Linked DNA regions of Homo sapiens: region 2 is linked to region 1. Evidence: read pairs that join two places in POLR2A ChIA-PET (ENCODE). Cell type or tissue: IMR-90. All regions are shown on one strand. Region 1 holds the start of LOC124905091 (a long non-coding RNA gene). Region 2 overlaps PIWIL3 (piwi like RNA-mediated gene silencing 3).

Region 1 (8,000 bases):
CCCCACCAGGTTCAAGGCATTCTCCTGCCTCAGGATCCCGAGTAGCTGGGACTACAGGAGACTGCTATCATGCCTGGCTAATTTTTGTATTTTTAGTAGAGACAGGGTTTCACCATATTAGCCAGGCCGGTCTTGAACTCCTGACCTTGTGATCTGCCCGCCTTGGCTTCCCAAAGTGCTGGGATTACAGGCATGAGCCATTGCGCTCGGCTTGTTTTTTAAAAATATTTTATTTTTTAAAATAACCCTTCATTGAGGTATAATTGAAACACAAAAAGTAGACATTCCGAGCACTACACAAGATTAAAATGTGCAATATGATACATTTTGCACATGTATACATCTATGAAGCCACTATCACAATCAAGATAGTAAATGTACCTGTCACCCCGAAAGTTTTGTCATGCCTCTTGGTAATCCCTCCCTCCCGCCTCTCCATGCCCACTGACATCCAAAAGCAACCATTGATTTGCTTTGTTTTTTACAGTTTGCATTTGTGAGATTTGGGGATATATGGAATCATATAGGATATACTTTTTTTTTTTTTTTTTTAGGTGAAGTCTCACTTTGTCACCCATACTGGAGTGCAGTCTCAGCTCACTGCAACCTCCCCCTCCCAGATTCAAGCAGTTATCCTGCCTCAGCCTCCCAGGTATCTGGGACTACAGGAGCATGCCACCATGCCCAGCTAATTTTTGTATTTTTAGTAGAGATGGGGTTTCACCATGTTGGCCAGGTTGGTCTTGAACTCCTGATCTCAAGTGATCTGCCTGCCTCAGCCTCCCAAAGTGCTGGGATTACAGGCATGAGCCACCACACCCAGCCGGATGTACTCTCTTCTATATGGCTTTTCACTTAGCACAATTATTTAGAGACTCACTCACGTGTACCAGTAGTTCCTTTTTATTGCCGAGTATTGCACTGGACGGTGTGCCACAATTTATCCATTCATCTGTTGATGGATGTTTGAGTTGTTTCCAGTTTTTGGCTATTACAAATAAAGCTGCTATGAAAATTCATGTATAAGTTTTTGCATGGACATATATTTCCTTTTCTCTTGGGTAAATACCTAGGAATGGAATGTGGGGATCATAAGGTAGATGTATTTTTAATGTCTTAAGAAACTGTCAAACTGTTTTCCAAAGTGGTGGTGCAGTTTTACATCCCCATCAGCAGTGTTTGGGAGTTCTTGTTGCTTTACATATTCAACAGCACATAGCATGGTGAGTTTTTTAAACATTAGCCATTCTTCTGGGTGTGTAGCAATATCTCTCTGGCTTTAACTTGGGCATTTCCCTAATGACTAATGATGTTGAACATGTTTTAATGTGCATGTTTGCCATCTGTATCTTCTCAAGTCTGTTCAAATTTTTTCCCCATGTCTTATTATTGAGCTTTGCAAATTCTTTATTTTTTGAGACAGAGTTTTGCTCTTGTTGCCCAGGCTGGAGTGCAATGGCACGATCTCGGCTCACCGCAACCTCCGCCTCCTGGGTTCAAGCGATTCTCCTGCCTCAGCCTTCCTGAGTAGCTGGGGTTACAGGTATGTGCCACCACACTGGGCTAATTTTGTATTTTTACTAGAAACGGGGTTTCTCCATGTTGCTGGTCTCGAGCTCCTGACCTCAGGTGATCTGGCCTCGGCCTCCCAAAGTGCTGGGATTACAGGCGTGAGCCACGGTGCCTGGCCACAAATTCTTTATATATTCTGGATACACATTTTTTATTAGACTTAGCTTTGCCAAAATTTCGTGGTTAGTCTTTTAACAGTGTCATTGGAAAGCAGTTTTTTATTTTGGTGGTCTAATATATTAGTTTGGTCTTTCATGGATAGTACTTTTGGTATTATATCTGAATTTTTGCTTAACCCAAGGTTTAGGGTTACATTTCTTCTAGAAGTTTTATAGTTTTAAGTGGATGATCCATTTGGAATTAATTTTTTTGTATGGCATGAGGTATAGACCCAAGTTTTGAGGGATTTTTCCATACAGATATCCAATTGTTCTGGCACCATTTGTTGAAAATGCTATCCTTTCTCCAGTGCATTACCTTTGTGGCTTTGAAAAAACTCATTTTGTATACATGTGTGGATTTGTTTTCAGACTCTGTTCCTTTGATCTATTTGCTTAACTTGATGAAATACCATGCTGTTTTGATGAGTACAGCTCTATAGTAATTCTTGAAATCAGGGAGTCTTCTTTTAAAATCTGCTCAGCTTTTGAAATACACAGTTATAACTTTTAATGTCCTTCTTTGCTAATTCTAACATCTGTGTAGTTTTGGATCTCTTAATCTCATTATGTGCTGTGCTTTCCTGCATCTTTGCATGCCTAGCAATCTCTGACTGGAGCCAGACAGTGAATTTTACTGTGTGGGGTACTGGACATTTTTATATTCCTATAAATCTTTTTGAGTCTTATTCTTGGATATATTTAATTGGTCCGGAAAAACAGTTTCATGTTTTAATGTGTTGTTTTTATGACTTGTTATTCAGGTCCAGCGCTCAGTCTTGGGCTAATTATTCCTCATTTACCAGGCAAGGCCTTCCTGGATATTTGTATTAATCATGCCTTTTGTTTTCTGTTTTATGATGCTTTGGTATCTTGGGCCTTGCTAATCCTGAAGGATGCTCCTCCCAGGGTTAGCTAATTCCTAGAGATAGTAAACAACTTGCTGGCAGCGTGTCTTTCATGTACAAACCAAACAATCCAAAGTCCACACCCAAAACTGCCTCCTTTATCTAACTCTCATACACTAAGCCAGTATTTCCTTTACCCTCAATCACCTCAGGGCAAGGTACTTTACAGAGACCACTTATAACCCAGTTGAAAATTATTCAGACTATCCAATCCTAAACTTGCTCAAACTTGCCTACTCTGCCTCACTCATTCCTTCATGAGAAAACTACAATGAAGGCTCTGGGTCTTGCTCTGCCATTGCTCCTTCTGCCTCCTGACTCAGGCTGGTGTCTCCCCATATGGCCCACGTAACGTGGTTTGCCCCCTTCTTTGAGAACTGTAATACATTCTTTCAAGGCAGCTGTCTCTGGGTCTTACCATACCTGATTAAAACAAAATCAGATATGGTACATCTTAAAACAACACTGTACTCCATATCCTGTGAATTTCTTGTCTGACTGATAGGAAAATGTTTAGTCTCAGCCTAGCATGACGCCAAGCACTGTTCCAATTCTTTATGGGTCTTCCCCAGCCTGTTAACTTCCTCACATCGGTGTGCTCATCAGTATTCTGCTGAATGTTCAAAAGCAACCCGCTGCAGATCTCTTGGGTTCTCTGTGTGGCTTTCTTCTCTTGACATTCTGTCCTATAGTCCTAGCTGCCTTGGTGGCTTCTCTGAACTCTTAGCTCTCGTTTCTCAATGCAGGCAGGCTGGTAGGTCAGCTTCAGTCCCCTTCCCTGTGCCACAGCTTGGAGACTCTTGTAAGCAGTGAGCTGGGGCAATTGTACAACTCCCCTTATTTATTTCTCGTTTCTCAGGGATTAGTCTCCTTCAATGTCTGATGTCTTGAAAACCATTGTTTCATATTATTTTGTGTGTGTTTTTTCAGACACAATGATAAATCAATTACTTTCATCTTGGCTAGTGGCAGAAAAACTCCTGTATGCTTTGATTGTTTTTTAAGGTTATGGTTCTACCAGTGTAGAAGCTGGGATAGTATCAGTGAATCAAGTGAGTCCACATCCACCCTTGTACAGATAACCAACCAGAGGCTGGGAGAGGTGGTCACGGTGGCACTCAGAACCAGAATTCATGTTTTTGGTTTTTCTTTTTCTTTTTGAGATGGAGTCTTGCTCTGTCACCCAGGCTGGAGTGCAGTGGCACAATCTCGGCTCACTGTAAGCTCCGCCTCCTGGGTTAAAGCAATTCTCTGCCTCAGCCTCCTGAGTAGCTGGGATTACAGGCACCCGCCCCAACACCTGGCTAATTTTTGTATTTTTAGTAGAGATGGGGTTTCACCATCTTGGCCAGGCTGGTCTCGAACTCCTGACCTCGTGATCCACCTGCCTCGGCCTCCCAAAGTGCTGGGATTACAGGCGTGAGCCACCGTGTCCTGCTCAGAATTCATGTTAAATACTGGTCTAATTACCTTTATGACATCATCCTTTAGTCTATATCTTCTTTAAATCTGAGTTATTCTTTTTTTTTTCTTTTTGAGACAGAGTCCCGCTCTGTTGCCCAGGCTGGTGTGCAGTGGTGCGATCTCAGCTCAATGCAACCTCCACCTCCTGGGTTCAAGCGATTCTCCTGCCTCAGCCTCCCCAGTAACTGAGATTACAGGCATGTGCCACCACACCCAGCTAATTTTTGTATTTTTAGTAGAGACACGGTTTTGTCATGTTGGCCAGGCTGGTCTTGAATGCCTGACTTCAGGTGATCTGCCCACCTCAGCCTCCCAAAGTGCTGGGATTACAGGCATAAGCCACCACCCCCAGTCTTATTCTTCATTTTAAAGTAATATATTTTCAAAGAAAAAAAGCAAAAGCATGCTGAAACATTCATATTTCCACATGACCTGACTTCCCCAATCTTGGCAAAAAAGTTGGAAGCTTATTCTCCAGAGGGGGTTAGAAGGTTTCTGGACTAGGAGCCCTCCCAGAGACCTGGATGAAGGAACTGAATGTGGACATACTAGAATGCTGAAATTCTCACCCTCTTCCCCAACAGAGCTCTCAATCCAGCAGCTCAGAGTAAACCCTCCTGATGTGAAACCAAAAGTTTCTCCAAGAGAACCTGTCCAGCCTGGAGCAAAGTTCTAGAAGTATGGACACTGGGGATTTCCCCAAAGAAGCTCAATGAGATCACCTTACAATCACATATTCTTTTTAATACTCCACTCTTAAATATAAGCAAGATTACCAACGATTGCCAGGCAGCTAAAGAAAGTCTGTAACATGAAAGATTAAATTGAAGAACAGAAAGCAGAAAGACATATGCAGGGAGATGAAAGCTTCTACAGAGCATATTAATATCCTCAAAGATGTTGCAACAAGGAACAAGGTACTGTCCCTATATATCTACGTATATAAAGGAACAATCAGAGAATCAACTTGGAGTAATCCTCCATAAATTATGATCAAAAGAAAAGAAAATTGGGGTTGGGGCACACAGGGAGGAGAGGTAATTCTGGGTCCACCATCTGAGTAACAGAAATTCCAGAAAGAAAAACCACAGACAGCCGGGCCTGGTGGCTCACGCCTGTAATCCCAGCACTTTGGGAGGCCAAGGCAGGTGGATCACCCGAGGTCACGAGTTTGAGACCAGCCTGACCAACATGGTGAAAATCTGCCTCTACTAAAAATACAAAAAATTAGCCGGGTGTTGGGGCAGGTGCCTGTAATCCCAGTTACTTGGGAGGCTGAGGCAGGAGAATTGCTTGAACACCGGAGGCAAAGGTTGCAGTGAGCCGAGATGGCACCATTTCACTCCAGCCTGGGCAACAAGCGTGAAACTCAGTCTTTAAAAAAAAAAAGAAAAAGAAAAACCACAGACAACCTAAGGAAGAAAATCACTGAGAATGAATTCAAGAAAGTTTCCCAGAAATTAAGGACAAGAGTTCACTCGGAAAGGGGCCTGGCATGGAAACAGACCTTCGCCAAGGCAGGTATTAATACGTCATTCTGAAATTTTGGAACACTGATAACAGAAGGGAAAAAAAAAAAAGTCATATAAAAAGGATCTGGACTCTGGCCGGGTGCGGTGGCTCACGCCTGTAATCCCAGCACTTTGGGAGGCCGAGGTGGGTGGATCACACAGTCAGGAGATCGAGACCATCCTGGCTAACACGCTGAAACCCCGTCTCTACTAAAAATACAAAAAAATTAGCTGGGCGTGGTGGCGGGCGCCTGTGGTCCCAGCTACTCGGGAGGCTGAGGCAGGAGAATGGCATGAACCTGTGAGGCGGAGCTTGCAGTAAGCCGAGATCGCACCACTGCACTCCAGCCTGGGAGACAGAGCGAGACTCCGTCTCAAAAAAAAAAAAAAAGATCTGGACTCAAAATCACTTCAGACTTCTCTACAGCAATGCTAGATGACAAAGTAGCCATAACTTCAAAATTCTGAAGGATACTAATTCCTTTTTTTTTTTTTTTTTTTTTTTTTTGAGACGGAGTCTCACTCTGTCACCCAGGCTGGAGTGCAGTGGTGCAATCTCGGCTCACTGCAGGCTCCACCTCCCGGGTTCATGCCATTCTCCTGCCTCAGCCTCCCGAGTAGCTGGGACCACAGGTGCCCGCCACCACGCCCAGCTAATTTTTTTGTATTTTTAGTAGAGACGGGGTTTCAGCGTGTTAGCCAGGATGGTCTCGATCTCCTGACTGTGTGATCCACCCACCTCGGCCTCCCAAAGTGCTGGGATTACAGGAATGAGCCACTGCGCCCGGCACTAATTCCAACATAGAATTTCATACCCAATCAAATCAAGTGTGAGCACATTTTTAGACATGCAGATACTCCCCCAAAATAAGGTGATAAAAGAAGAGGTTACACAGAAAACAGAGATCCAACAGAGGAGCAGTGTGGGGAGTGCCCAGGGTGACAGTGACACACCAAGCACGGGGAGAAACCAGTCCAGATTGGGGTGGGTCAAGAATAATAACTGATAAATGATGTCATGATCTTCAGATATGATTGGGGTTGAATTAGTGACAAATAGAAAACCAAGCAAATAAAAATGCAAGAGGATTACTTTCAGGGAAAAGTTCCACAGTAATCTAGTCTATTGTATGACTCAGCTGTGATCACTATGACACTGTCATATTTTTAAAAAGTTTAATCACATCTTAATAATTTGACACTGAATATGATCTAACCAGAATTACAATATCAGGGAGATGGGTGAGAGGAAGTAAATTCATGGTGGGCAGGAGGAAGAGAGGATTCAAAAGATAATGGTGGCCGGGTGCAGTGGCTCACACCTATAATCCCAGCAGGCCGAGGCGGGCAGATCACTTGAGCCCCGGAGTTCAAGACCAGCTTGGGCAACATGGCAAAACCCTGTCTCTACAAAAAATACAAAAATTAGCTAGGCATGGTGGTGTGCACCAGTATTTCTAGCTACTCAGGAGGCTGAGGTGGGAGAATCACCTGAGCCCGAGAAGGTTGAGGCTGCAGTGAGCCATGATTGTGCCATTGCACTCCCGCCTGGGGAAGAGTGAGACCGTCTTAAAACAAGCAAACAAAAAACCATCAAGGAATAGTCATGAAAACATGTTCATATTGAGACATGGAGGTAAATACAAACAAATCAGCCAAGAGTTGGACAGACTACTGTGAGGCAAGGAAAGTGGGGTAAAGGCAGGGTAGGAGGGCTACTGTTTTTCATAATAAACCTTATGGAACAACTTGTTTTCAATCTGCGTCAACTGATTTTCCCCCCTAAGATGCAGGATATAAAACTGTTTACAAAGCTACATATTTTAGGTTGATCCCCCTTCACTTTTCAGATCTAGGTAGGGTTATAGCCAGTTTCCATTGCGTGGAGAATCTGCAAGGCTGGTGTTCCTGTACGGGTCCAGAGTGAACTACATCAAAAGTCGCTTTTGATATCGAGGATGCAGTTCACTACTATTAAGTGTAATGTGTTATTATTCAAAGTAAGTACTGTTTACTGTAAAAGTATGATGAATTCAGTAATGATTATACTAAAATAACATACTAGTACAGGGTCAAAATACGGCTTTAGGTCTACTTAAGATAGAATACTTAAGAATTACTTATCTGGGGACCAGGGAATTGTTTAAAATGCAGATTCCTGGGCCCCACTCCAGGTGTGCGGCTTGCAGTCTTCATTTCTAATAAGATCCTTAGTTGATGTTGAAAACCACTGCTTTCATTTGTTTTTTATTTAAGAGACAGGGTCTCACTGTCATCCAGGCTGGAGTGCAGTGGTGCAATTATAGCTCACTGCAGCCTTAATCTCCTGGGCTCATGTGGTCGTCCTGCCTCAACCTCCAGGATAGCTGGGACTGCAGGCATCAGCT
Region 2 (8,000 bases), 150 kb before region 1:
TGGTAAGAGAAGCCCCCATTGGGAACCAGCAAAGCTTCCTGTTCTAGGATTAGAATCAGAGTAAAAGGGGCTTTGGCAGCTGTTTGAATTCCAGCTTATTCTCATAACAGGAATCTCTTTGCTCATTTGGTATCTGCCTGAAAAGCTCAAGATTACCTTTTCTTTTTTTTTGAGACAGAGTCTCACTCGTCACCCAGGCTGGACTGCAGTGGCGTGATCTCGGCTCAAGCTCCGCCTCCCAGGTTCATGCCATTCTCCTGCCTCAGCCTCCCGAGTAGCTGGGACTACAGGCGCCTGCCGCCACACCCGGCTAATTTTTTGTATTTTTAGTAGAGACGGGGTTTCACTGTGTTAGCCAGGATGGTCTCGATCTCCTGACCTCGTGATCCACCTGCCTCGGCCTCCCAAAGTGCTGGGATTACAGGCGTGAGCCACCGCACCCGGCCTCAAGATTACCTTTTTAATGTGGGGCTTTCTTTAAAGAACTTCTGCCTCTTGAAGAAGAACTTGTCCTACTTTTACTCATTTACTCATTTATTCATCCTAGATTTGCCTTTTGGAACAATTTCTTAAGGTATCGCCTTAAATATTTTAAGGCATTATGTCAGATGGCATGGGGGAAGCGTGTCCACAATCTTATGTACCCCAAATGGATGGAAATGATCCATATAATAGGGACTAAAAATCACTTATAAAACTGTTCCAGTACAGATGGAAATCTCCATAGACCAGCAATAGAAGGGGATTCATGTATGTAACTAGGAATCAAGCCATGTGGCATGAGGTAAAGGCAGAACAAGGCTGTGTAAGAAAATACGTTGATGTAATAAAAAGATAGCAGGCCACATATTTATGTTGTACCTAAAATAAAATGTGAACTTCATAAATGTGACTGGTAATGACATGACCAGGCATTCACAAGTACTTGATGTTTGGGGATGTGTCGGTTTTCTTTATGGTAGGTACAGACAGCTTGCAGATCACTATTTTAAATGAGTCATGATGAGGAAACACCTGTATGTGAATAATAAAGAATTAAAATCCTATAAATGCGAGTTGGGATACATAAGGCAGAAATAGAGGAAATGAAAGTGTTCCCGGAGCAAACTGAGGGGCCGGGCTGCTGTTTCTCACTGTCCAATAATGAGATGCAGACTGGGGTGGAAGAGAGTTTTTATTTCTGTAACGAGTTACAGGGAGAAGGCCTGGAAATTATCTCCAGACCAACTCAAAATTACAAAGTTTTCAGAGCTTATATACCTTCTAAGCTATATGTCTATGTCTAAGTGTGCATTTATCTAAAGACATAAGTGATTAACTTTTCTTTTTTTTTTTTTTGGACGGAGTCTCACTCTGTCGCCCAGGCTGGAGTGCAGTGGTGTGATCTCAGCTCACTGCAACCTCCGCCTCCCGGGTTCATGCCATTCTCCTGCCTCAGCCTCCCAAGTAGCTGGGACTACAGGCGTCCGCCACCATGCCCGGCTAATTTTTTATATTTTAGTAGACAAAGGGTTTCACTGTGTTAGCCGGGATGGTCTCAATCTCCTGACCTTGTGATCTGCCCGCCTCAGCCTCCCAAAGTGCTGGGATAACAGGCGTGAGCCACCATGCCCGGCCATAAGTGATTAACTTTTCATCTATAACTAAGGTCTGAGTCCTGAAGACCTTCTTCTGGAGACTCAGTAAATTTACTTAATCTAAATGGGTCTAGGTGCTACGGTGATTACCCTTAGCTTGTCTGCTGCTAAATCATGGAGGTTTGGGGCATTCCTTCAGACCTCCAATAAACTTGTTTGTGGAGGCCTGGGGATTTTCTTCAGACCGCCAGTAAAACCTGTTTAATCCTAAATGGGTCCTGCTAAGAATTCCTTCGTTATTTTGTCATGCTGTGAGGCCCAGGAAAGGCCTAGGCAAAACTCTTGGTGGGCTTTTGTTACATTCCAGCCTTTGTATAAGGGCACTGACTTTTTTAGCTGTTAATATTTAACTTAACCACTCAGTACTGAAAGAGTTGTGATGGAGGCCTACATTAGTAAAAACTGGCCTGCCACAAACGTATATTCAGGTTACAGCTTTCTTTACAGGAAGTGAAGCAAATCTAGTATTAAGGCTACAAGAATAAAAAAAGTCACTTTGCATTTAATATTAATAACTCATTCCTGAAAATCAGACATTTGTAGTAAAAATGCCAGTAGGGAACATAGTCCTCATTTTAAACACAAAATTTTACAAATATTCTATTTAAAATTATGCATTAATCCGATCTAAACCTTTCATTTTTTTTAGATATTTGGAAACTTTATTCCTTTTAATCTTATATTTTAGTGTAATTTCAGACTTACAGGAAGAATTGGAAAAATAATACAAATACCCCCTGTATACCCATCATCCAGATAACCCAAACATTTGACCACAGTTGTATAATTATTCTTTTTCTCCTTCACCATATGCATATGATTGTAATTCATGGCAGCTACTGTGTGTGTGTGCATGATATGCTGCTTCATTAATCTCTAAACACATCAGTGGGTATTTTGAAAACAAAGGAACATACTCTTACTTAAACACGTTACCCAATTAAGAAAATTAATATTGAAGTAATGCTTTTTTTTTTTTTTTTTTTTGAGACTGAGTCTCACTCTGTCACCCAGGCTGGAGTGTAGTGATGCAATCTCGGCTCACTGCAACCTCCGCCTCCCAGTTCAAGCTATTCTCCTGCCTCAGCCTCCCAAGTACCTGGGACTACACGTGCCCGCCACCATGCCTGGATAATTTTTGTATTTTTAGTAGAGACGGGGTTTCACCGTATTGGCCACGCTGGTCTCGAACTCCTGACCTTGTGATCTGCCCACTTTGGCATCCCAAAGTACTGGGATTACAGGCGTAAGCCTCTGCGCCCAGCCGGTGATGCTGTTTTCTAATCTGTACACATAATTCTAATTTCACCACTCATCTCTGCACAAAAACCAAAAAACTTAAAGCTGGTCCTTTTCAAAATATCAAAATTTAATACTGTCAAGACTGAAGAAGACTAAAGCTAAAAAAAAAAAAAAAGAAAAAGTAGAATCCATCAGTATAGATTCACCAGAGATTAATAAAATATGAAACACCAAAAGCTACTATATGCCAGTCATTTGAAAATTTGAAATAAGTCACCTTCAGAAAAAAATGCAAATGATTAACTGTTTAGTCTGAACTATGGGACAAATACTTGTCAATGCAGACAATGCATTTGAAATTCTACACCCTTTCATGTGAAAGGAAGAAAAACAGTATAGAATAAGAAGAGAATTTCCTTAATCTGATAAAAGATGTCCACCAAAAACTTCCTATAAACATCATCGTGTTAAAAATAACTTAATAATTATTTTCCCAAGCAAGTCAGGAACAGGCCAATTAGTAACCAGTCTGCCTAACTGCTTAGTTTCCCACTGGAAATCCAACCCAATATTTGAAAATTTGGAAAATCAGGCAGTTTCAGTAACTCCTAAGTTTGCTTACTCAGCAGTAAAATGGGGATACTACTACTTATTTCAGTGGGTTGCTGAAAGTATTAACTTTGCCAAGTGAACCACTCGGCAAGTGCCCTATACATACATCATGAGGAAGCTGTCTAGGGTCAATGAAACCGTCTCGTCGTCTGCGGTGTTATCCGAGCTCTCTGTTTCATGGCCAAGAAAATTTAGGAGTGTGGACACCAAGAGTAAGGTTGGAGCAAAAGAGGAAAGCTCTCTGCAGCAGAGAGGGGGCCCGAGAGGGTTGCCATTTTACAGTTAAACACAAAAGCTTTTCTAAGAAATTTCCCTTATCTGTGTAGCTGTCTGTGTAACTGTCCTCATCTGTGCAGCTGCAGGCCTGTCTCAGCCAAGCCTCCCCCTTATGCAACTTCCCATGGAGTCCGCACTGTGTACTTGTCTGTAGAAGCAGAGGAAACTTTCCTGGGAGCCTGCTGATTACACAAAGAACAAAAGCATTTCTGCGTTAGGCCTTGCTCCCTTATCTGTGCAGCTGCAGCTTGATTTTTCAGGCTGTTTAAAAGAATTTTAGTGTGGACCTGCCTTAACTGTTTTTTGTTTTTTGTTTTTTTCCTTTCTCCTCTCTCAGTGATAGTCCTGTAAATGGTGACTGTCCTGATCATTGTATCCTTCAGCCTGATTTTAACCCATCCTTGTCAACATGGTGATAAGTTCCTGGAACCTGAATAACTAGGATGGAAATGATATTGCAGGCTTAAGCAATTGATGTAATTTATAATTGTAATTTATAACAATGTTAACTATAATTTACAACACTATAATTTAAACACTTATAACAATTTAATGTTAATTATAGTTTATAATGTTAATTATAATTTGTTTCTTCTACACATTCACCCTTCCAATTAAGTAATAACTAATGTAATAATTTTCTAATAAATACATATAAGTTGATATAATTATGTTATAATTAATAACATGGCTCTAGACCCTTCGCCCTCTTGGGCTCATATATTTTCTTAATAAATTGACTCTAGCTTGTTAGTCTTCCACCTAAGTTGCCTGCTCCAGATGGTTTTTCTTTCCTGTATCACTGTTGTTGTATCTTAGGGAATGTCATGTTTGCTGGTTTTCAAGGTGATTTGTATCCTGCCCAATGATGACAAACGTAGATATGACAGCATAAAAAGATACCTATGTACCAAATGCCCAATTCCAAGCCAGTGTGTGGTGAAAAAGACCTTAGAAAAAGTCCAGGCAAGGACCATCGTCACCAAGATTGCCCAGCAGATGAATTGCAAGATGGGAGGAGCCCTCTGGAAGGTGGAGACAGACGTATGTTGTATTTCACTGACTTCGTTTAACTTACTTCTAATAAAACTTGAGATTCTCTTAATTGTTAATGCTTAAATTTTGCTCACGTTCTAACTCCATTACCTTTTCAAAAACAAACTTAAGGTACAAAGAACAATGTTCGTTGGCATTGATTGTTTCCACGATATCGTAAATCGACAGAAATCAATAGCAGGATTTGTTGCAAGTACCAATGCTGAATTAACAAAGTAAGTAAGCTCTGGTAGACATGTTTAGTTAGTAGCTGACTGTGGACCAAATAGAAAAGATGAACCTAATTAATATGTGTTAACTCAAGAGGTTGGGAATTTGACAGATGAGTTATTCTTAATCATGTAGTCTCCTGATTTTTCTGGCAAAGTTATGTTCCCAGAACATTTTGCATGGTTGGCTGGCTCTACATCATTTTCCATTGCTGCCTAAAATACCACAGACGTGGCAGTTTATGACAATGCCTGTCTTTATCTGCACGGTTCTTCTGATCAGACACCTGGTAGTTCACGCTCTCAGGACCTTACAAGGCATAAATTAAGGTGTCAGCTAAGCCACATTATCATCTGGAGGCTTGATAGCACTCCCCTTCCAAGCTCATGTCATTGTGGCTGAATCCATTTCTTTGTAGTTAGATGACAGAGGTCCCTGGTTTTTGTTGTTGTTGTTTGTTGTTGTTGTTGTTGACCGTCAGCTGCAGGCCAGTCTTGATCACTCTCATGTAGCAAACCCCTCTCCATCTTCCAACCAGCCATAGCACATTGAGCCCTTGTTCTGTTTTGAATCTGACCTCCTCTTTGGCCATCAGCCAGAAAAAACATCCCTGCTTTTAAAGGAGCTCATGTAATTACAAATGACTCATTTGGAAAACTTTTATCATAAAGTCAACAGAGCCATATAGCATAACAATCACAGGGGTGGTATTCTGCCATAATCACAGGCTCTAGGGATTAGAACAGGTAGAATTCTGCCTACCACAGGCTCTGATCAGTAAATGTCTTAAATGGAGATCATTAACACATAGTGAAATAGTTCAGATGTGCATGGGTAAAGAGACATGGAAACATAATTAGTGGCCAGAGATCTGTAAGTATAGGATCTTGTCTTCCTATACCTGCAAGTGATGTACTTCCAAAAGGAGATGTGTGTCTATATCCTATGCTCTCCTTTTCTCCCAGGGCCCTTTTATTTTCTGTTCTCAGAGTAGAAACCACACTGCACCTTGAAATACGTTTGCAGTCTTAAGTTTGCAGTCCTCTTTGCACATTACTTGATGTATGTCCTGCAAATTACCTCTGTTTAATAATGATTGTGGCCCACTAGGTGTAATTCAGGAATATCTTTAAAGGAAGATCCATCTTTATTTCCATAGATGATGACTTTTTTCCAGTCATATTCTGCTTCAATATGATAATATTGTTTTGCTCTACTTTTTGTTTGAAAATAGCGTTGCAATCATAGGGAAAAATTATACTTTCAATTATTCAACAGATGCTTTTCTCAAGTAATACTTATTTTAATAGTGTAAAATCTGCTTTCCAATCAAATAAAAACTTCCAAAAAATTATGAAAATAGCCAATACCGCCGGGTGCGGCGGCTCACGCCTGTAATCCCAGCACTTTGGGAGGCTGAGGCGGGCAGATCACAAGGTCAGGAGATCGAGACCATACTGGCTAACATGGTGAAACCCCGTCTCTACTAAAACAAAATACAAAAATTAGCCAGGCATGGTGGTGGGCGCCTGTAGTCCCAGCTACTTAGGAGGCTGAGGTAGGAGAATGGCGTGAACCCGGGAGGTGGAGCTTGCAGTGAGCCAAGATCACGCCACTGCACTCCAGCCTGGGTGACAGAGCGAGACTCCGTTTCAAAAAAAAAAAAAGAAAGAAAGAAAATAGCCAATACCTTGAACAAAGAGAAACACACATAGCTAAGTAAATATTACAATTACATACTCCAAACCCAAGAAAGCAGAGACCATCATGAGCCAAATCATTCTTGGAGCTGTCAACAGATTTTTCTGAGTGGCTACCATGTTCAGATGCTGACACTAGCAGTGAAAATGTGGAGCCGAGACGCCTGGTCATGCTCTATGGATTAAATCCTAGTGAGAAGAGGCAGCCAGACAGATACATCACAATGTCAGGTGGTCAGATGGGGTTACTGTGAAGTAAATAAGAATGCGGTAAGGGGATAGAAACTTGAGACAGCATACCATTTTACTAGATATGTTGAAGTTGTGTCAACAGCTGCCACCATTCCAAAGCAAACCCCTTCCTCAGTGAGGGGGAACATGGAGGAGCCATTGTTGAGGGCATTGGTCCCAAAGCAGGAACCAGGGGGAGCACAGGGATTTCCTTTTATTGCATTCCCCCATAGGCGAAACTGCAGTCGTCTTGTACAATAAAGCATGATTAATTTGTAGTAATGTGAATAAATGCTTCCATTCTACTTGACTATTTGTATGCACTCAAAATTTTCTAAAATGCCTAAGATATCAAAAGAGACCAATACTTTGATCTCCGTAGAGATATGAATTGATGCTAAAATGTCCTTAACTACTGATAGTAATATTTTTTGCCCATAGATTAATGCAGACTCAAATGAGATTTTAAGAATCTTGTTTTCCAAACTGGTGGTTTTTCTGTGAACAGGTGGTACTCTCAATGTGTCATCCAGAAAACAGGAGAAGAGCTTGTGAAAGAGCTGGAGATCTGCTTGAAAGGTCAGTGTCTTGTAGCGGTCGGGGAACCCGACACTATACAAGTAGTTCTCCACCAATGGACTTACTGCCTCCAGGGGACACTTGGTAATGACTGAACCTTTAGTTTTTGGTGTCACAACTGGGGTGGAGGTGCTACTGGCATTGAGTCTAGTGGGTAGAGGACAAAGATGCTGCTAAACATCCTACCATGCATAGGTTGACCCCACCTCCACCACCTCCACCACAGATTCTCTGGATCAAAACTTCCATAGTGCTGTTGTTGAGGAACCCCAGAATAGACAGGACTTAAGCAGTAAAATTGCCCTGAAAGCTGCAGTGTTGAAAGATGGACCTAGAATTTGTCAAAAGCAGCAAAGGCTAGTTTGTTCCAAGTAACGGTTTATTTACTTTTTCTGATTTCCTCTTAGCTGCCCTGGATGTCTGGTGTAAAAACGAATCATCGATGCCACATTCTGTT

Evidence for each region. ChIA-PET counts read pairs that join two places held together with the same protein. Peaks named below come from ENCODE experiments on the same cell type or tissue, not always from the same donor. Only the 100,000 strongest peaks of a DNase experiment are listed, where the experiment ranks them.
Region 2: POLR2A ChIA-PET joins it to region 1 with 10 read pairs; 2 of 35 experiments call an interaction of 5 or more read pairs at or near these places.

What each region holds. Positions count from the first base shown.
Region 1 is chr22:24,573,747-24,581,746 of GRCh38, reverse strand. It overlaps SNRPD3 (small nuclear ribonucleoprotein D3 polypeptide), which reads right to left. Exons shown (of 4, transcript NM_004175.5): 4 at 6,776-8,000. It overlaps LOC124905091 (a long non-coding RNA gene), which reads left to right and starts at 541. Exons shown (of 2, transcript XR_007068024.1): 1 at 541-1,543; 2 at 4,687-5,068. In IMR-90, no CTCF peak of the experiment used is centred here; a DNase peak (open chromatin) is centred at 1,266; H3K27ac peaks cover 837 bases.
Region 2 is chr22:24,724,988-24,732,987 of GRCh38, reverse strand. It overlaps PIWIL3 (piwi like RNA-mediated gene silencing 3), which reads left to right. Exons shown (of 21, transcript NM_001255975.1): 15 at 4,614-4,811; 16 at 4,935-5,038; 17 at 7,473-7,543; 18 at 7,951-8,000. Among named protein-coding and RNA genes, the nearest start is that of PIWIL3, 46 kb to the left of the region's middle. RefSeq lists an enhancer at 1,649-2,223. In IMR-90, no CTCF peak of the experiment used is centred here; DNase peaks (open chromatin) are centred at 3,897 and 5,637; H3K27ac peaks cover 375 bases.